Linked DNA regions of Homo sapiens: region 1 is linked to region 2. Evidence: read pairs that join two places in POLR2A ChIA-PET (ENCODE). Cell type or tissue: OCI-LY7. All regions are shown on one strand. Links, peaks and the distances in the headings refer to the core of each region. The heading gives the core; the rest is flanking DNA. Region 1 overlaps MAPKAP1 (MAPK associated protein 1). Region 2 overlaps PBX3-DT (PBX3 divergent transcript).

Evidence for each region. Peaks named below come from ENCODE experiments on the same cell type or tissue, not always from the same donor. Only the 100,000 strongest peaks of a DNase experiment are listed, where the experiment ranks them.
Region 1: POLR2A ChIA-PET joins it to region 2 with 16 read pairs; 2 of 35 experiments call an interaction of 5 or more read pairs at or near these places.

What each region holds. Positions count from the first base shown.
Region 1 is chr9:125,520,523-125,536,787 of GRCh38, reverse strand. All of the region lies in intron 7 of MAPKAP1 (MAPK associated protein 1), which reads left to right. Among named protein-coding and RNA genes, the nearest start is that of MAPKAP1, 180 kb to the left of the region's middle. RefSeq lists enhancers at 6,398-6,557, 8,831-8,880, 8,931-8,990. In OCI-LY7, for the core only: no CTCF peak of the experiment used is centred there; a DNase peak (open chromatin) is centred at 6,517; H3K4me3 peaks cover 1,280 bases; H3K27ac peaks cover 1,612 bases.
Region 2 is chr9:125,729,272-125,744,620 of GRCh38, reverse strand. PBX3-DT (PBX3 divergent transcript) reads left to right here. Exons shown (of 2, transcript NR_122032.1): 2 at 684-867. Among named protein-coding and RNA genes, the nearest start is that of PBX3-DT, 9.0 kb to the left of the region's middle. In OCI-LY7, for the core only: no CTCF peak of the experiment used is centred there; no DNase peak of the experiment used is centred there.

The DNA.
Region 1 (16,265 bases), core at 2,762-10,761, 210 kb after region 2:
GAAGGCTAATGTAAGCTAAAGAATCTTCTGGCTATAGGGTTGAACAGAGAGTCCTACTTCACATGCAATTGGTACAGAAAATCCAGTATTCTTTCTTCTATCAAAGTAGAGTTTGTAAGCCAGGGACACAAATTTGTGATTTCCTTATGCTGTAGCAGATAATCCTTAAAAGAATAAACACTGAATGAATGAATGAATGAATAAATGGAAAATAGAACTGTTTAAGTGATCTTTGTCAAAAAGCAGTAAATTCTGCAGAAAATTATTCCTCCTTATGGAAGAATAAGTAATCATGCTGATGCCACTCATGCATAGGGGATGAATAGGAAACAGAGACCTGACACTCTATATCCAGTGACCTATTGGGAAAATGCTACAGTAAATTAGGGCTGCTAAAGTGTTTAAATGTGTGACTCAGAAGTGCCCCGGGCAAGGAGCTCCGACTTCAATATTCCTGCCTGCCTCCTTTCTCTGCCTCTTTATCTTACTGTTCCATCTCACCTGAGCCTCTCCCTGTCTGGAGTGCTCTGAGGCTCCTGATGGATCTTCCCAAATATAGAGTACAGCACGTTGAAGATAGTGGCATTGCAGTCAACTATTTTATCTAGAAAGCCTGGAAATTTAGAGAATTTATGTCAAGCAAAAATCTTTTGGAACCACTTTAGAGACCCAATTATTTTAGAAGGGTGTTATGAGCTCTCGCAACTGCCACCTCAGAAAAACTTGAAATATATCATTTGCCAAAACTATGTTTGACCAGCATTTACTCTTCCTGCTAGTCGCTAATCTTTCAGAAGTTCCTTTTCCATTATAAAATCTATTCATTCATATCATCTGGGCAGTCATAAGTGTGGATTCGATTAATGAAAAAGCAGACTGAAAGGAAGAAAAAAGACATATGCCCCAAGAGGCTGTGTGGTGGTATGGGAGACACACACACACACTTAGAAGTCAGACAGCCTTCTCCTGGGTTCACTAGGGTCTGATTCTAGAGCACCGCCAATTTAATAATAGCTTCTCAGGAAATAATTCTACATTACGTGTACATATTGATTGTAAACTGCATCCTGATTTTATAAATGTTTTAAAAAATGAAAATCTATCTCAGAATTAAGAAATTCTGGAAAGTGTATATGAGTGTAATGATGTACTTAACCTCTCTAAGCCTCGCTTTCCTCAACTCTAACATGGGAGAGGCTGAGTGAGGATTAATCAAGGCACTGGAGGAAAGGGCTATCTGTGCTCTTAAGCTCTGTGTGGCTCTGAGATGCCCTGTTTAGTTCATCTGTCATCAAATGCTGCCTGCTCTGTGCCATGCTGTCTGCTCTGTGCCATGCTGCACTGGAAATCAGGTGGAAAACCCAATGAGTACACGTAAAAAGAGGGATTAAAATGTGGTAAATTGTCAAGCAGATGTATATAAGCTACTAAAGCAGCACAGGTAAGGGAGTCCTACTTGAAACTACTGGGTTGGGTAGGGGACTGAGAAAAGATGCTCTGGGGTGATTTATTTGATGGCTCCTTGAAGATTAATTAGAACTTTGTCAGATGGGTAAATGAGAAGAACATTCTAAGTAGAAGAGACAACATGTTTTGAGATGTAGTCACAAAACATAGAAGTTCCAAATCATTGGAGCAGGAAGAGGGCAGAGGGTAAGCTACAGAAACTAGGCAGGGCCAGATCCGACCAGGCCAGGCCTGATAAGTGAGCTTAAAAATAGAAGTGCATTTATGTTCTGGGAGCTTGTTTTGTAACAGGCACTGTGTAGGCACTAAGAATTTTGTAAAGACCAAGAAATCGTTCCTACTCTCAAGCAGCTTTCTATTTAGTTGGGATAAGCAGGCAATTATAATACCATACAAGGGATACATGGAAGTAAGTATAGGGCCTGGGTGCACATGGGAAGCAGGGAGCCCTAGTTCCATCCTGGGGAGTCAGGGAAGACCATCCCAAGCTGAAATCTGAAGATGAATAGAAACTAGGCAGGTAAAGAGGGATGGGAAAGAGTGTTCAGGCTGCTGTGGTCGTCAGGGGCTAGGTCATGTCCGTATGTAAGCTGTGTTGAATATGAACTTTATTCTGATGGCAGAGGGGATCTATTGAAAGAAGGGCAATATATAATCAGAATTTCTCTTAGAAAACACTCATCTGCATTGTACAAATGAATTAGAGGCCAAAGAACATGAAGCAGAGACACCAATGCAGAGGCTCTCAAGAAATCTGTCCAACAGATAGTGGAGCCCTGAATTAAGGTGTGCAGAAGAGTAGAAGCTACTCATCGGGAAATGGAGGGATGGACACTATGGTAACATCTGATTTCTTTCATTAGAGCTAAATGCACAGTTTGGGAGAATTGAAATAGCTTTGATCTGTGGCCAGATCTCCTGGAGTTAATATCAAAAGAAGGTAGTGGCATTTAAAGATATTTTTTAAATAAAATTAAATACTTGTTGGGGAAGAAGCAAACATTTTAGAGATGTGTGAAGTAAAAAATGAAGGTTTCCTATAACTTCCTTTGGTGTAAATCCTTTGGGTTTTTTTTCTTCAGTTCACATACAGATATACATATAGGTTATACATTTCATGTGGACAGGATTCCTGTTTTTTGTTTTTGTTATTTTTAAAATCACTTACATATTCAACATCTGTCAAGGTACCTGTCAAATAGTATACTCAGTAAATGCTTGTTAAGTGAACTCATGAAAAATACATATGTGTTAAGGTTTTTAGGGTAATTATGTCACACAGCATATATGATATTGCATTTACTTTTTTAACTCAATGTGTCATAAGCATTATTCTATATTAGAGTGACCACACATTTTATCTTCCTAATAATTTGTTCAACTTAGCTCTCTATTGAAGGATGTTTAGATTATTTCCAAATTTTCAGTATTACAAAAACATGCAGTGAACAATCTTGTTTGAATATTTGTGCTAGATTGCATATTTGTGCTAGATTTTAAATATGGATTGCTTGTCAAATATTTATTTAAAATGTTGAGGAAAACAAATTGCCTTTCAAAAAGTTTATGCCTGGCCGAGCGTAGTGGCTCACACCTGTAATCCCAGCACTTTGAGAGGCTAAGGCAGACGGATCACCTGAGGTCGAGTTTGAGACCAGCCTGGCCAACGTGGCAAAACCTCGTCTCTACTAAAAATACAAAAATTAGCCAAATTAGGTGACAGGTGCCTGTAATCCCAGGTACTCAGGAGGCTGAGGCAGGGAGAATCGCTTGAACCTGGGAAGCAGAGATTGCAGTAAGCCAAGATCGTGCCACTGTACTCTAGCGTGGGTGACAGAGTAAGACTCTGTCTCAAAAAAAAAAAGAAAAAGTTTATGCCCATTCTTTGACATTCCAAGAGTATGTGAGAATGCCCTTTTCCCCAGCTCCTTACCAGCACTGAATGTTATCAGCCTTTAATTTTTGCCAAACTGATGGTTAGCAGCCAGTATCTCATTTTAATTTGCATTTCTGGGTCTTTAGTGTCGTTTAGTATTTTTAAATGTATTTATTAGCCATTTTATCTTTCTAAAAGATAGTTCTTTGGTCAGTCACGACTATTTTAATGGGAAAAAGAATTGAGAAAAAGCCTAATTTCAGAATACCATTTTTAAGATGTGCTCTATAGTTTAGAATACAGCTCGTCCCCACCTCACTTCCTGCCAAAGCAGGCGTGTATGCGTACACATACACACACACCCCATCATGTAGAGAAATGGATCACGCATCCAAGCCACACAGCTTCACTTGTTTGCCTGCTGGCCCTTTGAGCACCGGCAAAGCTTTTGTTTATATGTTCAGAAAAAGCTGTCTAATAATTTACCAGACTTTAATCCACCTCCTATTTGAGAACTTCTGTTACCTGATTGCTTTGTCATCAACACTAGTTTAAAAAACAGATTTTTAGTTAAATGTTTATTAAATACTTTAGTCTGGTACATGTACATAGCACTTAGAAAATGCATCATAATCTGGAAGTCACAAATATAGACAAAAACATTGTTACCCCTTAACCGGTTTATTTTGGGGCAGCAGATCTAAGGACACGCCTGGCAGCATTATGAACAGCAGTGGCACCAAGGGCAACTGTAGGGGGTTAATGTGGACCCTGCATCATTCCTTGCCATGTGCCTGGTGAGTAAACTCCTAGAAGTTTCTGGGAATGGTAGCAAGTGGGGAAAAGGCTGCAACCAACAATCAATGTCACAAAGTGGGGATGACTAATTTGCTGAGGAGGCCGTTGAGACAGATGTTTAATTAGCTGAAGTCAGAGTGGATAAATTGGGAGATTACTGCCTATGCAGAGAGATGCCTTTTTCCCCCTCATCTCTTTTGCAACTGCTTTTTGTGTGTGTGTCCTTACTTTTCTTTTTGAAGACAATATCCTCAGATTGGAGAGAGGTGGGAGAGAGGTAGAAAGTACCAAGGTAATGATTCCATTTTGATTACATCTACTGAATACTTATTGTATTCCAGGTATTTTTGTATTTAACCTTTACAAAAGACCTTGTGAGATGGGCATTATCTCTTTTTTGTGGTAGAAAACCAAGGAGATATATAAATATATAGAGAAAGAGAGCACATGGAGTGTGTGTGTGCACACTTGTATGTATTTCTAATGAGTAATACAGGTGAGATTTGAACCCAGACCCTTTGATTCTTGAGCCCAATGTTTTTTTTTCCGTACACCACAGCTTCCTCACTTAAAATGTAATGTGGATGAGGGAACTTTCTGGAGTAAAGCTAATCATCTGTATATTGATTGGGAATCTATATATTGACGGGAGCTGCAATTGCCAAGTGTGTACATTTGTCAGACTGTCAAATTGTATTTGTACAATTTGTGTGTATATTGCATGTAAATTTTACCTAAAAGTAAAAAGAAAATCTTAAACAAATATTGAGCTTCAGTTAATGCTATGTATGCTGAAGTAGTTCAGAGTGAATGTAGTAATGTCTCCTCCTTGATTTGAAATACATTTTAAAAAATGGATTGATAGATATGTGATCAAGCAAGTATTGTAAAATGTTGACTATAGGTCTAGGTGATGGGTATATGGGTTCTCAGTGTTCAGTTCTTTCAACTTTTCTGTGGTTTAAAAATACTCATAATAAAATGGGAAAACTCACAAAAATTAAAAATACATCATTTAGATACTGTTGATACTAATATGAATTTCTGAATGTACAAACATGTATTCTTGTAGCATAAAAAGCACTAGGTTATTTTATTGTTATTAGCTCGTCTGTTAAATAACATCTTTGAGGTCATAGTTTCTCCCATTGATCTGTGGTTTTAAGTTGCATTTACAGTTACAGGTATAATAATCACCACTTACTAATACTCACACTTGGCCAGGTGATCTGCCAGATACTTTTTTCCATTACACTTTAATCCTTAAAACAACTATTTGAATCAGTTGTCATGTTCATTTTATAAGTGAGAATACTAAAGCTCAGAGAGGTTGCAGGACTTGCTGAGGTCGCACAGCTAGTAGGGGAGTAAGGACTCAAAGCCAAATGGCCAAAGGTTGTACTGCTAGACACTGTGGTGCTTCCTTCTACTGGATAAGGTTACGGGGCCCACGGCTCAGTGGAAGCTGTTGCCTTTCTCTCTAGAGAGACCAAATGTCCCTGCTTCAGCTGGGGGTGGCAGCAAGACTCAGTGGAAACAGCATGGGCTTTGGAACCAAACCAACCCCAGTCCCCAGGCCACCTGTCCCTTTTACAAGCTGTGAAGTTAGGGAAGTCATCAGCCCCTTCTGACCTCAGTTGTCTTTTCTGTAAATAGAGGTAATAATACCTATCTTGCAGGGTTATTGTCTTAACTGAATGCATGTAAAACACTTAGTCCATAGTAGGCGCTCAGTGGACATCAGCTGCCATCATCCCTATTGCCACTATCATGCCAGGCACGCCATAAAACCTGGCTTTCTCTTTAGGTTTTGGTTTACTTCCTTTTCTATCCATATGATTTGGCCTTTGCCTGCACCTTTTGTTTTCCAGTGAATTAAGTCTATAGAAAGTTTTTACCTTGTGGTAGAATGAGCCTTTGAATTGTGTTTGAATTAGAATCTGCTGGAAGCACACTTTATTTTGAAGAAGGAGAAAACTAGACCCAGAGAGTCAACTCAAATGATTTTTTTTACTAATAAGTGAACCATACCATATATCTATAGGGATGGATTAATGGTCACAAGCCTTATTTATCAGATAGCTTATGTCTGCAAATTTAATTTCCTATGCCAAAGATTCTGGAAATAATGTGAACAAACTGTAATTGCCTGTAACAAACACATTTATAAGTAAGTTTTAAAAGTCTTTGTGTTCACAGTTTAGTAGCTCACAGACCCTGTTGCTGTTTCTCAGAAAACATTTAAAAGAGGAAGTATACTTAAATATCCATGTGATTTTGAAAATGAAAATGATTCTATAATTACAGACAGGATTAGAGTGTTGCATGTGCCCATTACATCTCTCCAGCCTCCATGAAGAGTCTCAGTCTGCACCAGAGGAAGCAGAAGTCCCTCTTTCTTCGGTCAGGCCATTTGATGTGTTTATCCTATTAGTAGCTGTAAGGAAAATTCTTCTCTACCAAGACTGATTTTAGCTACTTTCTATGAAAAAACCCTTGCTTTAGTAGAGTTACCCCACCACAGGAAACCAAGGGCCTGAACCACCCAACTCCTGTTCTGCTGCTTACAGAGGCCTGATACTGGAGCTGTTTTACTCCCATAAGCAATGTAAAAGGCATTTTAAACAACTCCAATAGTAATTTTGCATAGTTCTTTCTTTTTGAGTAAATTATAAGTAGTGGCACTTTCTGCCGCATATCTGCAACAGCTTTAAGTGCATTATAAAGAAAAGAAGAAAAATAGCTAGTCAGTAAGGGCATTTCTTTTTCTGCCTTACATGACAATAATGTCCTGAGACAAAGAAGACTTAAAATCAGGAAAATGGCATTGGATTAGCACCGTAAGGCAGATCTGGGGAGAGGACGTATCAGCATCTACCTCTCTGGTTACCTAGCTACTAATCACAGTATGGCAGGCAGCTAGGTGTGTAGATTCTACTGTGTCATCGAACCAATTTTTCAAACAGAAAGTCAGTGAGATGTGATTAAAGCCCAAGTGCTGCAAAAGATACAAGGTGGTCTATTGGAACTCCTCAATCTTCCTGGAAACTGTCACCACATAATCACAGAAATATCAAATCATAGCAAAACTTAAGCTTTCCTTTTCTTTTTTCGCCTTTTTTTTTCTTTTCTTTTTTTTTTTTGGCACACTACTTTTAATAGCAGAACAGTGTGAATTAAGATAATGTGTAACTGAAGTCTAAGAATCCCTGAGGGTCATGCAGATCTCTCAGGTACAGTGTGTCTGAAACCTAACTTATCCTTCAGTAGAGTCTTGGCTACATTTCAGGTAGTGAATAAGGATATAAGGGTGACAGTTGGGTGAACTCAGAGAGCTAACATTCTAATAGAGGAGATGGCTAATAAACAAAGCAATAAAACACATTTGATAGGAATTCTTGCTCTGGCTTTTGTTAGTCCTTCCATTTTCTTTTCTTTTTTCTTTCTTTCTTTTTTTTTTTTTTTTTTTCCTGAGATAGAGTTTCACTCATTTTGCCCAGGCTGGAGTGCAATGGTGCAACCTTGGCCCACTGCAACCTCCACCTTCCAGGTTCAAGGGATTCTCCTGCCTCAACTTCCCGAGTAGCTGGGATTACAGGTGCACACCACCACGCCCGGCTAATTTTTGTATTTTTAGTTGTATTTTTAGACAGGGGTTTTCGCCATGTTGGCCAGGCCGGTCTCGAACTCCTGACCACAAGTGATCCACCTGCCTTGGCCTCCCAAAGTGCTGGGATCACAGGCGTGAGCCACTGCGCCCTGCTAGTCCTTCCTTTTTTTTTTTTTTTTTTTTTTTTTTGAGACGGAGTCTCACTCTTATCACCCAGGCTGGAGTGCAATGGCATGATCTCAGCTCACCGCAACCTCCGCCTCCCGAGTTCAGGCGATTCTCCTGCCTCAGCCTCCCAAGTAGCTGGCGCCACAGGCATGTGCCACCACGCCCAGCTAATTTTTGTATTTTTAGTAGAGATGGGGTTTCACCATCTTGGCCAGGCTGGTCTCGAACTCCTGACCTCGTGATCCACCTGCCTCGGCCTCCCAAAGTGCTGGGATTACAGGCGTGAGCCACTGTGCCTGGCGGTCCTTCCATTTTCTAACTGAAAAGACTTCCTTGAGTCCTCAGGTTTGGGAGTTCCCCTCCTAGAGGGAGTCTCTCTGGCTCCCAGGCTCAGGCATAACTTCATTCTTTCCACTCGTTTCCACGCATCTCCTAATTGGGCTACCAGCACCCCTCCTTGATGCAGGCAGGGAGAAGTGGACAGGGCAGAAAGGGCTGGGTAAATTCATGAGCAGTAAATGACTCCATCAACAGTGGCCATCAAGGGAAACAGGCCATGTTCCAGCCATGGAAGCTGGGAAGGGACACTAATCCTCTCCAGAGATCAGTATCCCTCAGCCACTTAGGCTTGTGGCAGAGGCACTGTGGCCCTGTCCCCAGTAAGTTCCAAATACACTGATCTTGCCAGCTGCTGGTAAGCACCTTGCAAAAGAAGAGAATGAGAGCCCCCGCTTTTCCTTGAGTACAGTGAAAGCTCCTTTTGGAGAGGTAGGTTCCTTATGGTTTACCAGCACCGCAGCTGGCCCAGGGTTGGTGGTTAGCACATTTGTGGAATGAACTAAGATGTAGTGAAAACCAGTCCACAGCTCGTAGCCACGTGTCTCTCAGCCAGCCCACACCTGAGGCCACCACTTTGTGTTTAGGAGTGGATTCACTGTACTTTGGTTATCAGAGATTAAACTCCCTTGGAGAATTACATCATCAAATGAAAATGTAAATGTGTTTAAAATGAAAGGCGATGCATATCCGTTGAAATTAGTGTTGCCGCCCAGATTCCCGTAATGATGTGGATCTCTTCTGAGTCCTTGGGGAGCCAGAGGAGTATACCAAAAGCAGACATTTTAAACATTGATAGTCACGTAAGGGTGCCCAGCAGGAGGAAGTTACTGTAGGAAGCTACTGTATTGCAGAAAAAGAAAAGAAAAGCAAACTCACTTTCCAAAGGACGTGTGGGTGTGTGTGAAAGAGAGAGAGAGTGCACAGCCTAAGTCTTCATTCTCTCTAATGTAAGTTAATAGATATTGTCTGATATTTATAATAACTTATCTAAGTAGTTGAATGGGAATGTTAATAAAAAGTAGGACGGTGAGTGCCAGAAATCACACACACAAAAAAACTTAAACAAATTGCCTATAAGGAGGGACTCAAGAATGGGACAGGGAATTACTCTTTTTCATCATAGGACTTAACAGCATTATTTACTCTTAAAACTATATGTATGAGGCCCGGGCGCGGTGGCTCACGCCTGTAATCCCAGCACTTTGGGAGGCCAAGGTGGGTGGATCAGGAGGTCAGGAGTTCAAGACCAGCCTGGCCAAGATGGTGAAACTCCATCTCTACTAAAAATACAAAAAATTAGCTGGGCATGGTGGCACACGCCTGTAGTCCCAGCTACTCCAGAGGCTGAGGCAGAGAATTGCTTAAACCTGGGGGCGGGCAGAGCTTGCAGTGAGCCAAGATCGCGCCACTGTACTCCAGCCTGGGTGACAGAGTGAGACTACATCCCCCAAAAAAAACAAACAAAAAAAACACTACATGTATGAATCCCAGCATTTTGGGAGGCTGAGGCAGGCAGATCACGAGGTCAGGAGATCGAGACTATCCTGGCTAACACAGTGAAACCCTACCTCTATTAAAAATACAAAAAATTAGCTGGGCGTGGTGGCACACGCCTGTAGTCCCAGCTACTCGGGAGGCTAAGGCAGAAATCACTTGAACCCTGGAGGCAAAGGTTGCAGTGAGCTGAGATTGCACCACTGCACTCCAGCTTGGGTGACAGAGCAAGACTCTCAAAAAAAAAAAGAAAAAAGAAAAAAGAAAACTATATATATGCTACTTTGATTAAAGTTAATTTTTAAATTTTGTTAAAAGAAAACATCTTACTTTCAACTTCTGGAGTGTAGAAGGATCTTTCTTTCCTTACTTATGTGGACTTTGTCTATTTGAAAACGCCCTTTCTCCTAAAAGCAAACCATTCATTTCAACATGTTGGATGTCAGATTTCTCTGAGAACATCATTATTAAATAGTTGTTTCTTATAAACGTTTTCAAACTTTTTAAGACCAAAATGTTATATGAGTATAGTCAGTGTATTGTGATTCTGCCAACACTTTGTCTCTGTGACCCATATTTTCCGTAGGTTAAAGCATAAGCTATTAGCTGGATACTCTGTCCCATTGGAAGGATGACTAATATCTCAAATATAAATGAAAACAGCTGCTTTTCCATAACATTAGAGTCCCAAACAGCTGTCACATGTACATTTTGACATTCTTACTTCTTTCTAAATTGGGACAAAAATTAGTTTACTGGATTTGCTGATCTGGTTAAGTACATCATCTAACTTCTGTGGAGAGGTACAGAAGAGGTCATAGGAAAGTCCATGGAGCCAGCATGCAGACATCCCCAAAGGCTTGAACTTACTTAAAATGTAAACCCTGTGATGAGACCCTTCTGTGCCAAGAACATAAGGTCTGTAAGGGCCTGGCAGTGGCTGCTGCACCACTGCCACCTTTGCCAGCAAGCCTGAATCTCGGCAGCCAGCCATTGTTCTCTGTTCCACTGAAGAGATTGTGGAGTACCACCCCATTGTCTCCTGAACGCCTACGTCAGTGCATTCTCCTCTTCTGAGAGCCTTGGAGGATTTATTTCAGGAGGTGGCTGTTGCGGATCAGAAGATCATGCTTCCTCTATTGGCTTAAAACTGGTCATTCTCTGTCTTTGAGTTCCTTGCTTTAGTCTCCTCTTCAATAAAATAAGGTCCCAACCAGATCATAGTCTTCTGGTTGATAGCCTTAACTGTGGAGCTTAGTTAAGACCTGGGTTCTAGAAGACCTACCTGGTTCCACCCCTGCTCCTGTTACTTTTCCTTTTTTTTTTTTTGTTTGTTTTTGTTTTTGTTTTTTTGTTTTGTTTGAGATGGAGTTTTGCTCTTGTTGCCCAGGCTGGAGTGCAATGGCGCAATCTCAGCTCACCACAACCTCCGCCTCCCAGGTTCAAGTGATTCTCCTGCCTCAGCCTCCCAAGTAGCTGGGATTACAGGCATGCGCCACCGCACCCGGCTAATTTTGTATTTTTAGTAGAGAAGGAATTTCTTCATGTTGGTCAGGCTGGTCTTGAACCCCCGACCTCAGGTGATCTGCCCACCTCAGCCTCCCAAAGTGCTGTGATTACAGGCGTGAGCCACCGCGCCCGGCCTCCTGTTACTTTTTCTAGCTCTCTGATAAGTTTCTTAACCTGTTTGAACTTCGTTTTCCTCATTTATGAATGAAAATAATAATAATGTCTTCTTCATAGCATTATTGTGAGAATTAAGCAGCGATCCTTGCAAAGCACCAAGGACCCAGTAAGTCTTTGCTGTTATTATCTTATCACTCAGTAAATGTTAGTCCTGTCCCCTCCTTTCAGTTTCAGTCATGAAACCTAGTCAGACTCACAATTTTGTGATCTAATGCTCTTTTTGTATGAATATGACTGCTTTGAGTTATAGTTCAAAAGAGACTCTAGCTGCTAAGGAACCCAGCTCAAATTGAGTCCATGTATTAGGTACAGCCCAGAATGTGTGCATCTGTCTGCGCAGCTGCTCATTTGGGCTTTTCCAGGGGTCCGAGGCCCCTTGTCAGAGCAGCAGAGCATCAGCAAGAACATAGGAGTGCACGTGTAGGAATGACCTAGCCTTCCTCTGGAGCACCCTGCATCTGGAGCAGGATATGCAGAAGGGTTAAAAGCTGGAGAAACTTTAGTCATAAATTTTCTTTTCAGCAGGACTTCCCAGGGAACATCTGACATTAGCAGAGAGGAAATGCTGATTGGCCTGGGAGTCAGCTGAAGGAGACAGGAACTGCAGTGGAAGCTGCTGGATTTACTGTTATTAGCAAGGCAAATGGAAAGCCAGCAGGGCAGCCCAGCTCCCAGATAATAGATCTAACAAGAAAGAAAACTCTGAGAAAGGAAAATGGCTGACAGCCACGTCTCCTCTTCTGCCATTTTTCCCATTGCTTTTACCTTTTTGTTTTGTTTGTAGCACAAAGAGAAGCAACATGTTCGGTTGTAAGTCACAATTGGCTTAAAATAAAACAGGATATATAATTCAGCTTCTTACCTGTTTAAGATAAGAAGCTTGAGAGTTGAACATGGCAAAATGTGCAAAATTGTATTAATGTATTAAGAAATAGTTGCTATTTATTGAGCACTTATGTGCCAAACTAAGTGCTTTACATGTGTTATCTCATTTAATCTGTATAATAACCACATGAGTTAGAAATTATCATCATTCCCCACTTAGAGATAAGGAACCAGTGCTTAGAGCACTTAAGTAATTTCCAAAGGTCTTATGAATTGGTGGTAGTGCTTGACCCCACCATCACTGTCCTACCAACCTAGTAGAAGGTACTGAGGTGAGAACTTAAATGGCTGTTATAAAGCTGGACAGGGTAGTGGTAATTAAAGTGCTGGGAGTGTATTTAGGGCAACCTAAATCTATGCTCCTAGGTTGCAGTCCTCAAGCCTGGCCTCTTTACTTACGTAAAAAAATAAAAAATAAATAAATAAATAAGTACTCACCAAGGCTTGTGTTCTGACTTGAAACACAAACCTCAGTTGGCACAATGGTTATTAGAAGGAAGATGGGGCAGGCAGAGAGAAGCCCTGTTGACAGGTGGAGCCAATCTCTGAAGGATCTGGCCCCCACAGCAGGGAACAGGGCAGATGGGCAGTCAGCAGTGGGGGGCCATAAGGACAGCGGGGGAACTGCAGGTCCTGGCAGCAAGGACCAGGGAAGCAGATGATGCTCAGCACCTGGGGGTGGCCGTACCAAGAGCCACAGCTTATCCAGGGTTAGATCACAAAGGCAACAGGTGAGTAAAAATCCCATTGTCAAAATTACCTGTGGGAAAGAAAAATCTCTTTAAAAATGCCCATCAGAGGCAATGTAATTTTTCTCATTAAATTCACACAGCTTTTTTCTCTAGCATCGTAACAGCTAAAAGTACATATTTTTAAATGCTAAAATCAAACTTGGTCTAGAAAGACTGAGATACTATCATCCACCCATTTAATGCAGTTAGTCACTTATCACACATTTACAAGGTTCCATAGTTGCAAAGATGATTTCTGGACTCCTGCCTCATATTCCCACTCTTGGGGCTCATTGGATCACTGAGAGTCATGGCAAGTGGAATTCTCCCAACTGCTTAAATTGTGCTCTTGGTCAGGTCTCCCTCTTTTTTTCCTCTTTTCTACCTAGCAAGTATGGTTGAATTCAGATAAATTAAATGTATGATTTATGCACAAGGAAATCCAGGCGGGCAGGCAGTATCAGAGGGCAGGGCAGGATTTTCAGAGAGACACACTGGGAACCTAGCATGGCACCAGGCCTGAGGGCAGGGTTCTGGGCAGGATTGGGCCAGGAGCAAGGACAGTTAACTGAATGAGATGTAAAGGCCAAGGCTAGAGTTTTTAAAAAGGAAGCCCTGTTTTTGGTTGGCTGGGGATTGTAGAAATCCTATTGCCTTGAAGACGTTAACTGGTGCAACTTTCCCTATTGTGGGGAAAGGAAGGAGGCCAGTCTGGGACTCTGGTTGGGCCTGATATCATGGGGTCAGAAGGAGAGAAGATAAGACTTAGGGGATAATCAAAAAGGAGGGATGTGATTTTGACAAGCTGACGGAGTCAGTCTGGGTGAAGGGAAGGGCACAGCAGTGACATGGAGGTAGGAAACCAGGACATATATGCACTGAACAGTGAGTCTAGTTTGGGTCATAAAGGACATAGATGGACAAGAAATTAGGATGGATAGAAAGCCTTGAGAGTGGGGTAAGGAATTTGCATCTAAACTAGTAGCCTGCAAGGAAGTTGTGAAGGGATTGTATGAAAGTGATACCTTGAATCTACCAGAATTTGGCTCTGGAGAGCACTCTAACAATAGGGTGAAGAGTGGTTGGCTGGAGGCCAGAAGAAGGTTGGGAAACCATTACTGCGGCCTGAGTGAGAAGGAATGCAAGGGAGATGTATTAAGTGGGTAGAGTCTGCAGAACTTGGGAGCCGATTTAATGTCATCAACAAGGGGGAAGGCTAAGAAGTATTCCAAACTTGAGAGTGCCGTGTTCACTATGCCAAGTCCTTAGAGGCCAGATGCAGAGTCTTGTTCATCTTCATATCTACAGTGACTAGCTCATGACATGGCACATGGTAGGAGTTTAGTACAGTTTGATGAACCAACTGATTTAATTCATTGGGTGAATCGTAGTGTCGTCATTGGAAGCACAGTTACAAGGAAAAAAAGCTGGTTTGAGAATGGAAGGATGATAAGTTTATAGTTGATTGTCCTGTAAAATTAGAAGCAAAAAAGAGCTTAGAGTCTCTTTCTTCCTGCAAAGGCTGGTCCAACCATTCACTGGCAGTGGTGCTTCCCTGAAGAGTTGGTAGAAGTCCCTAAAGAGGCCCTGTAGCCTTTTGTCCCACCCTGGGCTAGAGCCCCTTCCACCAGGGCCACTGGCATCAAGCTAGCCAAAGAATAATCCTGGTGCCTCACTGAATCTGCTCAAAATCCTGTCAAGTACATACAACTACTGTATTATCCGCATTTAACAGAGGAAGAGACTGAAGTTCAGAGAGGAAGTGGTTTACCGAAGCCTCTGACATAAGCAGATTTGAATGAAAGTCTTCAGATTCCAATATATCATAACAGAGTCTGCTGACTGAAAACAATTGGCTCTAAGCTTGCTCTCCACTGACTCAGGTTGGAGTCACCACTTTCATGTAGCTCAGAGAAGGTTGAAGATAAATGAAGTCTCATTTTTGTTTCTTCTGTTTTTTGTCCTTAGGTGCTTGTGACTAAATTCACTAATTTCACTGGCTGTCAAGGCTGTGTTAAGGAAAATGGGTTTGAACTGCTGTGGGTTTTGAGTACTGGACTGGATGTCAGAAACCTTTGCCATCACGGGAAATTCTGTCACTCTGGATTTACTGTCTGTTCCCCACAGCTAAATTCCTCTGCAGTGTGATTTAGCACCCTGGATCCCCATCAACCAGTTTTGGCATTTATTTGAATGCATTACCCCACTGGTTTCCATAAACTATTTTACAATTGTTTAAAATAAATGACTGTTTATTTCCACAAAACCATCTGTATTTCTTTACAGAGCAACAGATAACTGTATGTAAAATTTGGTATTGTCACAGTGACTCAAGTTAAGAGAAACAGATTGGATTGAAAAATTGGATTCTTAGGGACAAAGGTAAAGGTTTCCAACCTCTCTAACAAGTGATATCTGGATTTCAAGGAGAAAAAAAAATTTCCTTTTTTACAAATAGTAGGGGACCTCCTTTCTCTAAAGAGAAGTACATTCCTGCTGGCTGCATAGTGACAGGATGTAGAGTATTAGCACTCCTCATGGTAGTGAAGGGTCTGCGCCTTCAAGCACACTCTCTGCCTACAACCGCATATATGAGGCTCCTGTCCAGTGGCTCCCAACCTTCTGCAAGTTTTGAAGTTTTTGGTTGTACATGTGTTACCTCTTCTTGTTCTGATGTTGAGTGGGCTCCACTTAGGCCTGTGTGTTGTGGCTCAGATAACTTTGGTAGGATATGTGTTGGGATAGGTGGCTACTGAAGATGGACCTGGGTAAGAGAACCAGACTGATGGGGATGAGGGATTGGACCCTGTCAATGATGGTCTTCCATTCTCCAGCCAATGTCCAGGTGAGTCAGCTAGATCCATGCTAGTTCCATCCATCCCTAGGAAACCCAGTCAGAGTTGGGACACTAATGGGAATCTCCAAACAGTGGAGGCATTTGGAGTCAGATGGAGGTGGAGCTCCAAGTCTACTTTGGAGGAAGAGGTAGGATGGTAACTAAGCAGGATGGGCTTGTTTCATCACCAGATAATCACTAAACATACCTGTATGCTGAGGCTGTCCTAGGAATGTAGGGACGCTGAAATGTGCTCTCCATTCTCAACTTGCATATATGTAGTACAAGAGGTCTTTGTAGTGTGGGTTGCACGAAGAAGTCCAGAGACAGAGGCATCTAAGCAGAGTTTTGATTCCTTGAGTGGGAAAAAACAGA
Region 2 (15,349 bases), core at 1-8,000:
ACTTTGGGAGGCCGAGGCAGGTGGATCACAAGGTCAGGAGTTGAGACCAGCCTGGCCAACATGGTGAAACCCCATCTCTACTAAAAATACAAAAAATTAGCTGGGCTTGGTGGCAGGCGCCTGTAATCCCAGCTACTCAGGAGGCTGAGGCAGGAGAATCACTTGTACCCAGGAGGTGGAGGTTGCGGTGAACTGAGATTGTGCCACTCCCCTCCAGCCTGGGCGACAGAGTGAGACTTCTTTTCAAAAAAAAAAAAAAAAAGTAAATAAAGAAACACTTAAGCAAATAAAGGCAATTGGGAACTATGGGCTGTGTAAACACACTGGAACATAAAAACATAAATTAGAATTAAGAAAACAGTTAGGCAAATGCCAGCAATTAGGAATAAAACAACTTGTTAAATGTCTAACACCCACAGTTATTTTATGGTACACTCCTCTACACCCATGGTCATTCAGTGATGTGGAAACTTGATACCATAATTCTGCCTTAAGTGATTGAATTAGACTGACCTTCTGCTTGGGAGGCTTCTCTTTTTGTTGTTATCAGTATGAGTTGCAGTAGAAGCCTGAGGACCCTAGCAAGGATTCCTTCACAGGCTCATTGACAACTGCCGTTGATTTAAAGCATAACTTTTTTAGACTGGTTTCCAAGCCTCAATATAACTGTCAACTAATTGCAGATGTTCCAGGATCTCTTGGTGCTCGTGCCAGTGTCTCATGTAGAATGTTGCGTGATCTCTGCTCAAGAATCTGAGTCACAAGGTTGATGCCTTCACAGATGACAGAACAGAAGTTCCCTGAGTACCCGAGTCTGTCTTTGCTGTTTCTAAGGTAGTGATTATTAAAATGTCAAGGGAAATGAAATTGACTTTTGGTGAGCAGACATTCATGTAAAGTTAACAGTGACAAAGTGGTGAAAACCAAGCAGATGTTCCTTCATGGCCATCCCTTTCCATGAGTTTATATTAACATCACCATTGCCTCTGTCATCAATAGGGTGACTATCACAGCAGATGCCATTATTGAGCACTTTCTTTGGGGGTACACTATCCTCTGTGTTCCCTTGCTTCATCTTATTACAGTCTCACAACAGCCTGCTTGGGATTGTTATTAAATAAGAAATAGAATGAGAGAGAGTAAGAAATTTCCACAAGACCACAAAGCCAGTAAGTACTAGAGCTTGAATTCAAATATTGATCTATGTGGCTGCAAAGACTACCGTATAAAACACTGTGCAAAAAAGTAATTTAGCCAGGCTGGTGACATGCAACTGTAGTTCCAGCTACTTTAGAGGCAGAAACAGGAGAATCACTTGAGTGCAGTAGTTTGAGGCTGCAGTATGCTATGATCACACTTGTGAATAGCCACTGCACTCTAGCTTGAGCAAAGTAGTGCTACCATTTCTCCTAAAATTTTTTTAAAAGTTATTTAAGATTATGAAGTAAAAATCACAAGACCTTAACAGATAAACTGAAAAATTAATGAAAATAAGTAACTAGGTGCTTAATAAAGAGAGAATAAACAGCTATATTAGAGGAATCCAGGTCTCAAGGCAGGGGAGGAGGGAAATTAAGGACAGTCAGACCATTCTTCAAAGCCACATTGGGTCCCACCTCTCCGAAGCTTTTCTGTGATGCCTGTCTTCTCTGATCTTTGTCTCCTCTAAACTCCCTCAGAAGATTGCAGTGAGATCGCCTCATTACACTCCAGCCTGGGCAACAGAGTGAGACTCTGTCTCATAAATAAATAAATAAATAAATAAATAAATAAATAAACTCCCTCAGTATATGTTGCCTGTAATACATAACCTACTACCATACTAGATAGTCTTGCACTGTTTGTTCTCCATCCACCTCTGTTAGTTTCCTCATCTAGGTCATAAAAATGTCAAGGGCAAGGTGTCGTAAGATGTGACTATAATATGACAGATTTGATTTTTTTTTAAATCATAGACATCTAAGAAAAGGTAACACTCTCCAACTTGTCACTTTGGGGAAACTGACTAAATGCTTCTTTTCAAAATGTATCATTGCTCCATTGCTTTAGGAATGACTATCTATTTGTTTATTTGTTTGTTCATTGATTTGTTTCTCTAGAGAGTGGGACTTGCTCTGTCACCCAGGCTGGAGTACAGTGGCGCGATCATAGCTCACTGTAACTTTGAATTCCTGGGCAATCCTCCTGCCTCAGGGCTCCTGAGTAGCTGAGACTGCAGGTGCACACCACTACACCCAGCTAATTTTTTGTATTTTTTTTGTATGGATGAGGTCTCGCTATGGTGCTCAGGCTGCGTTCAAACTCCTGGCCTCAAGGGATCATCCCACCTCAGCATCTCGAAGTACTGGGATTACAGGCATGAGCCACTGCACCCAGACAGGAATGACTCTTTAGAATTGGTCTTTACAGTTGATAGCACATGTGACATATGACCAACGTTTATCTTCTAAGGATGGATTTGATTGAGTTACCAAAGATTTAGTGGGATAACAGTCCATCCTTCTAAAGTGATGCCTTTAAAAGAGAATATTTATCAGAATGTATAATTTCTAGAAAAATTTGGTAGAATGCTCCCTCTCTTATGTCCCTTCATAGCACCCAGTACGGTGCAGTTTCATACAGAATAGACAGTTGGGGCCGACATGACCAGTTGTTGGCCTGCCATCCATTGGCTTACTTCCTTCTACACCAATAGAAGCCTGATTTTATTCTGAAGACAATGTGCTCAGTCCCAATCAAGGTCTAAAACAAGTATGAGCATCCTGTCCCCTGCCTTCTGAGCCTGTCAGGAGGAGGGGTGACCTTGCTAATTTTTTAAAAAAGGGACAGATAGGCCAGGCGTGCTGGCTCATGCCTGTAATCCCAGCAATTTGGCCACTGCACTCCAGCCTGGGCAAAGAACGAGACCCTGTCTCAGAAAAAGAAAAAAAAGGGGACAGACATGGCTCTTCTCTCCTTCATTTTCCTGGCTCTTTCCATCTTTGAAAGTAGTCCTGAATCTGGAGTGCTCATAGCAGCCACCTGTGATAGTGAAATGAAAATATGAAGACAAAATCAACATGGTTTGGTGGTTTATATCTGTGGTCTTCCTCCCAAAGCTTGTAATCCCAGACCAATAATTAGAAAAATATTACACAAATACTAATTGAAGGACATTCTACAAAATACCTGGCCAGTAATTTCTCTGGTCTTTGTACTCCTTGTAACTGTCAAGGTCATAAAGAGTAAGAAAAGTTGAAAAACTGTCACAACCAAGAAGAGCCTAAGGAGAAATGAGGACTGGATGTAATCTAGCATTCTGGATGGGATCCTGGAACAGAAAAGGGATATTAGGTAAAAACTATGGAAATTTGGCCAGGCGCGGTGGCTCACGCCTGTAATCTCAGCACTTTGGGAGGCCGAGACAGGCGGATCATGAGGTCAGGAGATCGAGACCATCCTGGCTAATACAGTGAAACCCCGTCTCTACTAAAAAAATTTTTTAAAAAAATTAGCCGGGCGTGGTGGCTGGCGCCTGTAGTCCCAGCTACTCGGGAGGCTGAGGCAGGAGAATGGCGTGAACCCAGAAGGCAGAGCTTGCAGTGAGCCCAGATGGCGCCGCTGCACTCCAGCCTGGGCAACAGAGCGAGACTCCGTCTCAAGAAAAAAAAAAAAAACTATGGAAATTTGAATAAAGTATACACTTCAGTTAGTGATAACATTTCACATTGGTTCATTAATTTCAAAAAGTACCATATTAATGTGAGATGTTAATAATAGAGGAAATAGTGTATGGGATATTAGGGAACTCTCTGTACCACCTTCTAAATTTTTTTTTCTTTTTTTTTTTTTTTTGAGACGGAGTCTCGCTCTGTCGCCCAGGCTGGAGTGCAGTGGCGCAATCTCGGCTCACTGCAAGCTCCACCTCCTGGATCCACGCCATTCTCCTGCCTCAGCCTCCGGAGTAGCTGGGACTACAGGCACCCACCACCACGCCTGGCTAATTTTTTGTATTTTCAGTAGAGGTAGGGTTTCACCGTGTTAGCCAGGATGGTCTCGATCTCCTGACCTCATGATCCACCCACCTCGGCCTCCCAAAGTGCTGGGATTACAGGCATGAGCCACCGCATCCGGCCCCACCACCTTCTAATTTTTATCTGTAAATACTTTAAAAAAAAACATTCAGGGCCAGGAGCGGTGGCTCACGCCTGTAATCCCAGCACTTTGGGAGGCTGAGGCGGGTGAATCACGAGGTCAGGAGATCGAGACCATCCTGGCTAACACGGTGAAACCCCGTCTCTACTAAAAATACAAAAAAATTAGCCAGGCATGGTGGCAGCCGGCTGTAGTCCCAGCTACTCGGGAGGCTGAGGCAGGAGAATGACGTCGACCTGGGAGGTGGAGCTTGCAGTGAGCCGAGACTGAGCCACTGCACTCCAGCCTGGGTGACAGAGCGAGACTCTGTCTCAAAAAAAAAAAAAATAAGTAAATAAAATAAAACATTCATTCAAAACAAAAATAAACATGGTAAGTGGGGTAGAAAGATAAGGAGAGCCTAGGTGTCTGCAGACATGGTCCAACATCTGAGCCAAAGAAGCAACTGCTTTCCCTTGGATTTCTAGTTTTGTGAGTAAATTCATCTCCTGTTTTAAAATCCTATTGGCTGGGTTTTCTGTATCTTGCAGAAAAGCTGATATAGCACTATAAACACTTATATGACAGATGTATGTGTGGATGGATGGATGGATGGATGGATGGATGGATGGATGGACTGATGGATGGATGGATGGAATAGCCTAGCACAATGCCCGACACATAGTAGGAGCTCCTAGAGTGGGGGAGATGATGTATGATAAAAAAAAAAATTCCTCTCGTCTTTGTATTGGATTCCTGGGAGGTAACATCTAAAACCCTTGAAATCTCCCAAGCTATAAGAGTGTTTTTATTATTCATGAGGCCCTTAGATCACATCTAATTTTATGCTAAAGTGATGACTCAGGATGGTGGCTGGTCACCAGAAAGACCAACCATGTGATTAGAGTGTTGGGGCTTTGAGGGAGCTGGAGATTGAGTTCAGTCATAAGGCCAATGATTCAATCAATCATGTCTATATAATGAAACTCCGATAAAAACTCTGGACACCCAAGCCCAGAAAAGCTTCCTGGTTGGTGAATACATTGATGTGCCAGGAGGGTGATACACCCTGACACCATGGGGAAAAGCATGGAAGCTCTGCATTCAGGACCCTCCCAGCTCTTGCCCTTGACCTCTCTACTTGACTGGCCCTGGTTTATATCCCTTATAATTAAACTATAATGCTGAGTATAGTGCTTTCCTAAGTTCTGTGTCATTCTAGCAAATTATAGAACCTAAAGGGGTCACAGGAACACCCACATTTTCAGCCAGTTGGTTAGAAGTACAGGTGGCCAGGGGACCTCAGAACTTGTGGCTGGCATCTGAAGTGAAAGCAGTCTAGTTGGGCACCATGCCTTTAACTGGGATTAATTGACTGTCATTTCTAAGAGGCCTACTTAAAGGAACCTAATTTAATTGAGACAAATTCCTTTTGCCTTTTCCCCACCTCCTTTTCCCAGCCTGTAGTTGATGTCTGGAGCTCCAGGAGTCATCTTGGCCCATGAAATGATCTTGAGAGTGGAGGTCAGGCACTAGGATAGTGAAGCAGAAACTTAAGAACCTGGGGCACGGGTGGCACCATGAAGCCACCATCTAAGGGATAACACCAACCCTTGATTGCTTCTTCCACACGGCTCTTACAGAAGAAGGAATAAACTTCTGTCTTATTAAATCCACTGCCATATACTTATTTCCAGTACAGGCAGCCAAACTTAATCCTAATTAATAAGGAAGCCAGGGTCTAACATAGAAAGAGTACAGTTGTAGGCACTGTAGCCCTGTAGTTAAGAGCTCTGCATCTGGGATCAGGCAAACTTGGATCTGAATCCTAGCTCCACCACTAAATGGCTACTTGGCCTCGGTCAGGTTATTTAGCCTCTCAGCTTTCTCATCTGTCAATGACAGTAATAATAGTAATAACCTACCAGCCAGGCATAGTGGTTCATGCCTGTAATCCCAGCACTTTGGAAGACTGAGGCGGGCGGATCACGAGGTCAAGAGATGGAGACCATCCTGGCCAACATGGTAAAACCCCGTCTCTACTAAAAATGTACAAAAAATAGCTGGGTGTGGTGGCACACGCCTGTAGTCCCAGCTACTTCGGAGGCTGAGGCAGGAGAATCGCTTGAACCCGTGACGTAGAGGTTGCAGCGAGCCGAGATCGCGCCACTGCACTCCAGCCTGGCAACAGAGCGAGACTCCATCTGAAAAAAAAAAAGACTTAACACACTGAGGTATAGTAAAAACTATCATTACAATGAATATGAGAGTCCATTGTAAAAGGTAAATCTCTAACATTTGCTTCCCGGTCCTCCACATCCCAAGATTCATCCTCAGTTCTCTGCCCTCCTCTTCCTCCTCTTCTTTTCTCTCTTCCCCTTTCTTCTTTCTCCTTCTCTTCCTTTTCCTTTCTCTTTATCTGCTTCCCTCATCTTCCTATTCCTTTTCTCTTCCTTTTCTTTTCTCTTCTCTTCCTACCCTTTCACCCTCTACAATCTAGTTAGTTCACCCCACAGCCAGCCCTGCACCTGTAATTCCACCTCTTGCTTCATTTTGAGAATTCCAACACCTCTCCTAACAACCAGACCTCACTCATCTGGCCTGCCAGTGCTTCAAACTCCGATTCTCCTCTATATTCATCACCTATTGCTGTGAAACAAATTATCCCAAAACTTCTTGGCTTAAAATAATAAACACCCGGCCGGGCGCGGTGGTTCACACCTGTAATCCCAGCGCTTTGGGAGGCCAAGGTGGGTGGATCACCTGAGGTCAGGAGTTTGAGACCAGCCTGGCCAACCTGGTGAAACCCCATCTCTACTAAAAATACAAACTTAGCCAGCCGTGGTGGCACATGCCTGTAATCCCAGCTACTTGCGAGGCTGAGGCAGGAGAATCACTTGAACCCGGGAGGCGGAGGTTGCAGTGAGCCGAGATCGTGCCATTACACTCCAGCCTGGGCAACAAGAGTGAAATTTCATCTCAGAAAAAAAAAAAAACTTTGAAGACAAGTAATGTTAACCCTATTGTACAGCTACAGTTGTGGAAATAAAAGCTGCTGACACTGAGTGCTTAGTTTGTGGCAGGCACTGTGCTAGTGGTTTCTCATATAACATCTAATGACACCTTCACAACAACCCTATGAGATGGGCTTTAACCTCCCCATCTATAGTTGAAGAAAGGAAGACTTAAAGACGTCTACTTTTTGTACAGCCTATAGATATGAGGAAGAAAGAAAAAAGGTGTCCACTTTTTAATTTGACCAAGGTCACATGGCTGGTAAATGAACTGTGATTCAAAAACTTCATCTACCTCATCTGGCCAGGTACGGTGGCTCACACCTGTAATCCCAGCACTTTGGGAGTCTGAGGGGGGCAGATCACTTGAGATCAGAAGTTGAAGACCAGCTTGGCCAAAATGATGAAACTCCATCTCTGCCAAAAAATACAAAAATTAGCCAGGCATGATGGTGCATGCCTGCAGCCCCAGATACTCAGGAGACAGAGGTGGGAGAATCGCCTGAACCCAGGAGGTTGCAGTGAGCCGAGATCACGCCACTGCACTCCAGCCTGGGCAACAGAGTGAGACCTTGTCTCAAAAAAAAAAAAAGTGAAAACAAAAACAAAAAAGTCATCTGAGGCTGGGCACAGTGGCTCACGCCTGTAATCCCAGCATTTTGGGAGGTCAAGGTGGGTGGATCACCTGAGGTCAGGAGTTCGAGACCACCCTGGCCAACATGGTGAAACCCCGTCTCTATTAAAAATACAAAAATTAGCCAGGCGTGGTGGCATGTGCCTGTAATCCCAGCTACTCAGGAGGCTGAGGCAGGAGAATCACTTGAACCTAGGAGACGCGGAGGTTGCAGTGAGCCGAGATCGCGCCATTGCACTCCAGCCTGGGTGACAGAGCAAGACTCCGTCTCAAAAAAACTAAAAATGTCATCTGGTTCAGCATCCTTGTGACAAACACCCATTCTACACTGCCTCTTGAGGAGTTATGTCACTTGTCCAAGGTTACATGTACAAGGTCTGCTACTAAGTGACAGAGTGGAACTGAGATCAGTACTTCTGACCCTTTCCACCATACAAGTTCTCTCCCTGCTCAAGTGTCTCCTTGAGAAAGCCTTTCTTAGCCCCCTAAGGAACTAAGTATTCCCTTTTTAAGTCCGCAACACCACTTGGTTCCTTATAAATGTGTATCTTTTTTTAAATTGTGGTAAAATATACATAACATAAAATTTACCATTTTAAATATTGTGAGGTATAGTTCAGTGCCATTAGGAACATTCACATTGTTGTGCAACCATCACCACTATCTTTCTCCAAAGCTTTTTCATCATTCCAAGCTGAAAACCTGTACCCATTAAACACTAACTCTCCAATCCCTCTTCCCCACAGCCCCTGGCAACCTCCATTCTACTTTCTGTCTCTATGAATTTCACTACTGTAGATAACTCTTAGAAGTGAAATCACGAAGTATTTGTCCTTTCGTGATTAGCTTATTTCACTTCAACTTTCATCCATATAGTAGCATGTGTCAGAATTTATTTCCTTTTTGAGACTGAATGATATTCTATTGGCCAGGCGAGGTGGCTCATGCCTGTAATTCCAGCACTTTGAGAGGCCGAGGCAGATAGATCACCTGAGGTCAGGAGATCGAGACCAGCCTGACTACCATGGAGAAACCCCATCTCTACCAAAAATACAAAAAATCTGCCGGGTGTGGTGGCGCATGCCTGTAATCCCAGCTACTGTGGGGGCTGAGGCTGGAGAATCACTTGAAGCCAGGAGGCGGAGGTTGCCGTGAGCTGAGATCGTGCCATTTCACTCCAACCTGTGCCACAAGAGTGAAACTCCGTCTAAAAAAAAAAAGAGAGAGAGAGAGAGAAAGAGAGAGAGAGATCAAGACCATCCTGGCCAACACAGTGAAACTCCATCTCTACTAAAAATACAAAAAAAATGGCTGAGCGTAGTGACGTGCATCTGTAGTCCCAGCTACTCAGGAGGGTGAAGCAAGAGAATCACTTGAACCCAGGAAAAGGAGGTTGCAGTTTAGCCGAGATGGCGCCACTGCACTCAAACCTGGTGACAGAGCGAGAACCTGTCTCAAAAAAAAAAAAATTTTCCGTTGAATGTGTATAGCACATTTTGTTGATCCATTCATCTGTCGATGGACACTTGGGTTGCTTCCACCTTTTGGCTATTGTGAATAATGCTGCTATGAACATTGATATGGTTTGGATCTGTGTCCCCACCCAAATCTCATGTTGAATTGTAATCCTCAATGTTGGAAGAGAGACCTGGTGGGAGGGGATTGGATCATGGGATGGGTCCTTCAGGAATGGTTTGGCACCATTCCTTTGGTGCTGTTCTTGTAATAGAGTTCTCATAAGATCTGGTTCTTTAAAAGTATGTGGCACCTCCCCCGTCTCTCTCTTGGTCTTGCTCCCACTTTGCCCTCCACCATGGGTAATAGCTCTCTGAGGCCTCCCCAGAAGCAGACGCTGCCATGCTTCCTGTACATCCTGCAGAACTGTGAGCCAATTAAACCTCCTTTCTTTATAAATTACACAGTCTCAGGTATTTCTTTATAGCAATGAGAGAACAAACTAATACAAACATGAATGTTCGAGTGTTTGAGTTTTTATTTTCAATTCTTTTGGGTATATACCCAGAAGTAGAATTGCTGGGTCATATGGTAACTTTATTTTTTATTTATTTATTTTTTAAGAGACAGGGTCTTGGCCAGGCGTGGTGGCTTATGCCTGTAATCCCAGCATTTTGGGAGGCCAAGCGGGTGGATCACTTGAGGTCAAGAGGTCAAGACCAGTCTGGCCAACATGGTGAAACCCCATCTCTACTAAAAATACAAAAAATCAATCGGGCATGGTGGTGGGCGCCTGTAATCTCAGCTACTCAGAAGGCTGAGGCAGGAGAATCTCTTGAACCCGGGAGGTGGAGGTTGCAATGAGCAGAGATCATGCCATTGCACTCCAACCTAGGCAACAAGAGTGAAACTCTGTCTCACAAAAAAAAAAAAAAAAAAAAAAAAGAGAGACAGGGTTTTGCTCTGTCACCCAGGCTGGAGTGCAGTGTTGCAATCATGGCTCACTTCACCCTTGATCTGCTGGGATCAAGCAATCCTCCTGCCTCAGCCTCCTGACTAGCTGGGACTACAGGTACAAGCCATCATGCCCAGCTAATTGTTTTTTATTTTTGTATAGATGAGGTCTCACAATGTTGCCCAGGCTGGTCTCGAACTCCTGGTCTTAAGCAATCCTCCACCTCAGCCTTCCAAAGTATTGAGATTACAGGCGTGAGCCACCACGCCCAGCCCTATTTTTAATTTTTTGAGGACCTGCCTACCACACTGTTTTCCATAGTGGCTATACCATTTTTCATTCCCACCAGCAGAGCACACGTGTAAATGTATACCTTTTAATGGAGCTTCCATGGATGTATCCGATGTACTGTGCTCCTTGAAGAAAAGGTCTGTTGACATTCAACTTTATATCCTGAACAACACTTACTATAATTGATGCCTAGAAAATATTTGTTAAATAAATGAATAACTAAGGTATCAGAAATCACTATCTTGAAACAAAGAAATCTGCTTTTATTTGAAACATACTAAAAACTTCAGAGAAGACCAAATAGCTGCTGAACAGTGTGCCTAGAGAGATTTTTTTTAAGCTGGTACATAAATCCAGAGTTTCATTTCTTAAAAACAAGTGGTCCCACAGTATATTTCTTTTCATCTCACCAGCTTCTTGTCAACACTAGGTTCATCTCCTGGTCCTGTTTCTTTTCTAGGCTTACAATAAAAGTGATTTAAAGTAAAAGTTTCTTTAAGAATTATGCTACAATATGTTGATCTGAAAATAAATTTTCTAAAATTATTTTTTTTTACCCATAAGGGGGCCATCAAAGATTCCTGGTGATATTATTTCCTAAGAACTTATGCACAGGTTATAAACTTCCTTCTGTCAGAGCAACTGGATAACACTTTTGATTATCTCTTCCTCCCTGAATTTCTAGGACAGATATAAATGCAGAAAGAAAATTGACTCAAAAGGCCTTTTAATTCATTATTATAATTAATAACTTTGTGTTACAGAGAAAAGTATCAATTCAAGTACATATAAAATAAAATTTTAAAATTTTATTTTTTAGGAACAGGCTTATGAGATATTTTCCTTATAACGTTCTTCCTACTGTGTTACCACTAATTACCATAACAAGGTAGAAAAAAGAGAGAAGGTGAAATAAATAAGTAAATGATGCTTCACAAAACCATGACATAGGTAGGTAGGCAAAATATTTGATATTTGTATAAACTTTAATTTTATAACCTTTGGGAGTTTTGTTCTCTGTGAATATTCAAGGCTGGAAAAATCACATCTTAAATAGTTCCCCAGCCCAAGACCCTACTTCCTCTTGATCTTCACACCTCCCCCATAAGTCCCCATAGCTACATTTCCTACCCCATGGCCTAACCCTCCGAGCCTTAGCTCACTGGACCAGGAATGGGCACTTCACCAGGACTAACCCAATCCATCTTTCGGAGACTCGCCCTTGCACCTGAAACACACTGATTTGTTTACTGACTGCTTGAGTTAAGGATGTATAATCCCAGACCTCTGGGATAGTCATGTTTAGCCAACTGCCCAGGAAGAAGCAGAGAAAGCCACTTGTAAACAGAACACTTACAGAAAGAAGAAACTTCCATGCCTGGAGGGGAGTAGGAGTGTGGTGGTGGGGGATGGGCAGACAGCTGGACAGCTCCCAGTTCTGAAGGCTTTCCAATTTCTGCTTCCCATGATGCCTGGGAGTCATTCAAGTACCCAACACTCTTGACTTGGCCACCACAACCTGGTTCCTGGCAGATTACTTAATTTTGAGTCAGATATTGCCTGAAATAGGAGAGAGGGAAGAGTTAAGCTGGAGGATGCAGCCAGGTGGGCACTCAGGGAGGTCTTGGGCAGTCTGGGTGGCAAGAACTGGGAGGAGTGAGGCAGAGGCACGGAGGAGGGAGCTGAAGGTTTGAGGAGAGGGTGGCACATTTCTTGTGCACATGTCGAGGCTGGGGAGCCTGCATCATGACCAGGGGAGATCTAAGTTCAAGAGAGATCTGAACTAGAAAGAAAAAGACATAGGCGTTATTAACGTCTTGGTGGTATTAGCAGTCATGACAGTGAATGAGATCACACAGGGAGAGTGTGAGAGCTGAGAAAAATGAGAGTCCATGACAAAGCACTAATAATTAAGGGACAGATAAAGAAAAAAGGAAGCAAAGAGGAGTCTTTAGGTTGGCAGAAAGACAAGGACTAGGAAAGCACAATAGCATGGAAACCAAGAGTGTTTTACAGAAAAAAGAGAGATCAAGAGTTGAACTGAGTTATGGTCTAAGGTGTCCACTGGATTTATTTATTTATTATTTATTTTGAGATGGAGTCTCGCTCTGTCACCCAGCCTGGAGTGCAATGGCACGATCTCGGCTCACTGCAACCTCTGCCTCCCGGGTTCAGTGATTCTCATGCCTCAGCCTCCCGAGCAGCTGGGATTACAGGTGCCTGCCACCACACCTGGCTAATTTTTGTATTTTCCTAGAGATGGGTTTTCATCATGTTGGCCAGGCTAGTCTTGAACTCCTAACCTCAGGTGATCCGCCCACCTTGGCCTCCCAAAGTGCTGGGATTACAGGTGTGAACCACCACTCCCTGCCTGTCCACTGGATTTAATGATGTGGTGAGATTGGAGGCCCAGTGAGAACCCCAGGGGTGTGGCAGAAGCTTGATGGCACCGACAAAGGAATGAATGGTAGGGAGGACCACAGACAGGCGTAGGCAGCCCTTTAGAGGAATTTGGCTAGAAAGCAGAGGAGAGAAAGAGGGAGGAGCTGGAAGGCAATGTGGAGTTAGGTACTTTTGGGGGATCTGAGAGAGAGCTAAGAATGTTTAAATGGCTCACAGGAAGGAGTCTGTAGCAGGAGAGATGGAGGGGGATAAAAGTCCCCCATGAGTGAATCCCTGGGGAAGTAGAGGGGATGGGGTCTATGGCCTGGGTGATGCTGCCCTTGGCAGCAATACCTATGAGAGAGAGGAAAAGGAAGCAGGAGGGGGAGACTGAGCTTCAATGCAGACCCAGTGACAGCCTCAGCCAACCCCATGTGGAGCTTTAGAACTATAATGACCTTTCCAAGTTGTCCTGAGTTAAGCCAAGACGGCTGGGCCTTTATTTTTATTTTATTTTATTGTTTCTTTAAGACAGGGTCTCACTCTGTCACCCAGGCTGTAGTGCAGTGACATGATCTTGGCTCACTGCAACCTCTGCCTCCGGGGTTCAAGCAATTCTCCTGCCTCAGCCTCCTGAGCAGCTGGAACTATAGGTGCACACTATCACACCAGGGTAAATTTTGTATTTTTTGGTAGAGACAGGGTTTCACTGTGTTGGCCAGGCTGGTCTCGAACTCCTGGCCTCAAGAAATCTGCCCAGCTCGGCCTCCCAAAGTGCTGGGATTACAGGTGTGAGCCACTGCACCCGCTGTCTGGGCCTTTAAACTCTTGCGTCCGTCGGTGAGAGGACATGGGCTGCCCAGACAGGGAAGAGCATGACCTTGGACAAGGTGGCTCTCTGATGCTAAGGCAATCTCTAAAGAGGCTTGGGAGCTGAACACTGCCTCCAGACAGTGCAATATACACCCAGGACAATGAGTCCTTCACTGAAGCAGGTCCAGATGGCACAACATGGAGCCTGCCACATTCCTATCCTCTACCAAGATAATGACATTTAAGCTTTTTGGCCCTGTGTTCAATTCCCTCCACCATCTGGCCTCTGCCCATCACACCAGCCTTCTCTCCCACCTTATAAGAAAGCCTCACTCCTCACTGTTTGTCCCTCTGTGCCTTCTCATCCCTCTGTCTTAAATGATCCTGGTCTTATCCTATTCCTGCTTCAAAATCCATCTCAGAGGCAGCTGTTTCTGGAAACCCTTCGCTGAATCTCCCAGAGAATAGTGACTCTCTCCCTTGTCTCTCCTACCTTGTATACATTTAAATTTTTGTGCTTAAGTAGCCTATGTTGTCAGTTGTCTCTTCCCAGCCAGGCTGTGAGCTCTGATTACAGGAACATTCTGTGAATGTTGATGCTTCCAGCCCTATGTGCTCGGAACTGGGCTACCATTGGTTAAATGAATATGTGAATAAATTAATGAATAGATGAATGAATGAAAGAGTGGGCAGAGCTGAGGCTCAGTGGGCTGACTAGTCTGGAGGCTGGTCTCAAGGAGGGATGGCAGCTGGCTGAAAAATAATGTCCAATGGGCATGTGAGCCCCAGTCCAACCCATCTTGCATTGATAGCCAAGGGGTCCTCTCTGGTAAGTGGGAGCAATAGGATTTCTGGGAAGCAGTGATTCATAAGAAGAGGAAACATTTTCCTTCTTTATTTCTTTCTTTCTTTCTTTCTTTCTTTCTTTCTTTCTTTCTCCTTCCCACCCGCCTTCCCTTCCTTCCTTTCTCTTTCTTTCTTTCTTCCTTTCTTTCTCTCTCTTTCCTTCCTTCCTTTTCTCTCTCTCTCTCTTTCCTTTCTTTCTCTCTCTCTCTTTCCTTTTTTTTTCCTTTCTCTCTCTCTTGCTCTCTTTCTTTTTTTTCTTTCAACAGGATCTCACTCTGTTGTCCAGGCTGGAATGCAGTGGTGCAATCATGGTTCACTGCAGCCTCCACCTCTCAAGTTTCAGTGGTCTCCCACCTCAGCCTACAGAGTACCTGGGACTACAGGCACATGCCCACACACCCAGCTGACATTTGTATTTTTAGTAGAGACAGGATTTCACCATGTTGCCCAGGCTGGTCACAAACTCCTGGGCTCAAGAGATCTATCTGGGTCGGCCTCCCAAAGTGCTGGGATTACAGGTATGCCATGGCACCTGGCTGCATTTTCAAAGAAGGAAGAGAAAGGGGGTAAGAGAGGAATGGAAAAATATTCTATCTTAGTGGAAATGAGACTTCAGCTGTTGGCCATGAGTACAAGGATAGGTTACAGCTGCACAGGGCCCTGGAGTAGTCCACAGATAGCAGAGTGTAGGGCCCTTGTCAGAGTCCTGGGCAAAAGGCATCATCTGGTACTAGAACGGTTGGAGAGGGGAAGTGACGGCAGAAGAACAGGCAGGTCCAGGGCTCCCCGAGGCCCACTGCATGCTGAGCTCAAGGAGAAGACACATCTTAGATTCAGCAGGTCCTG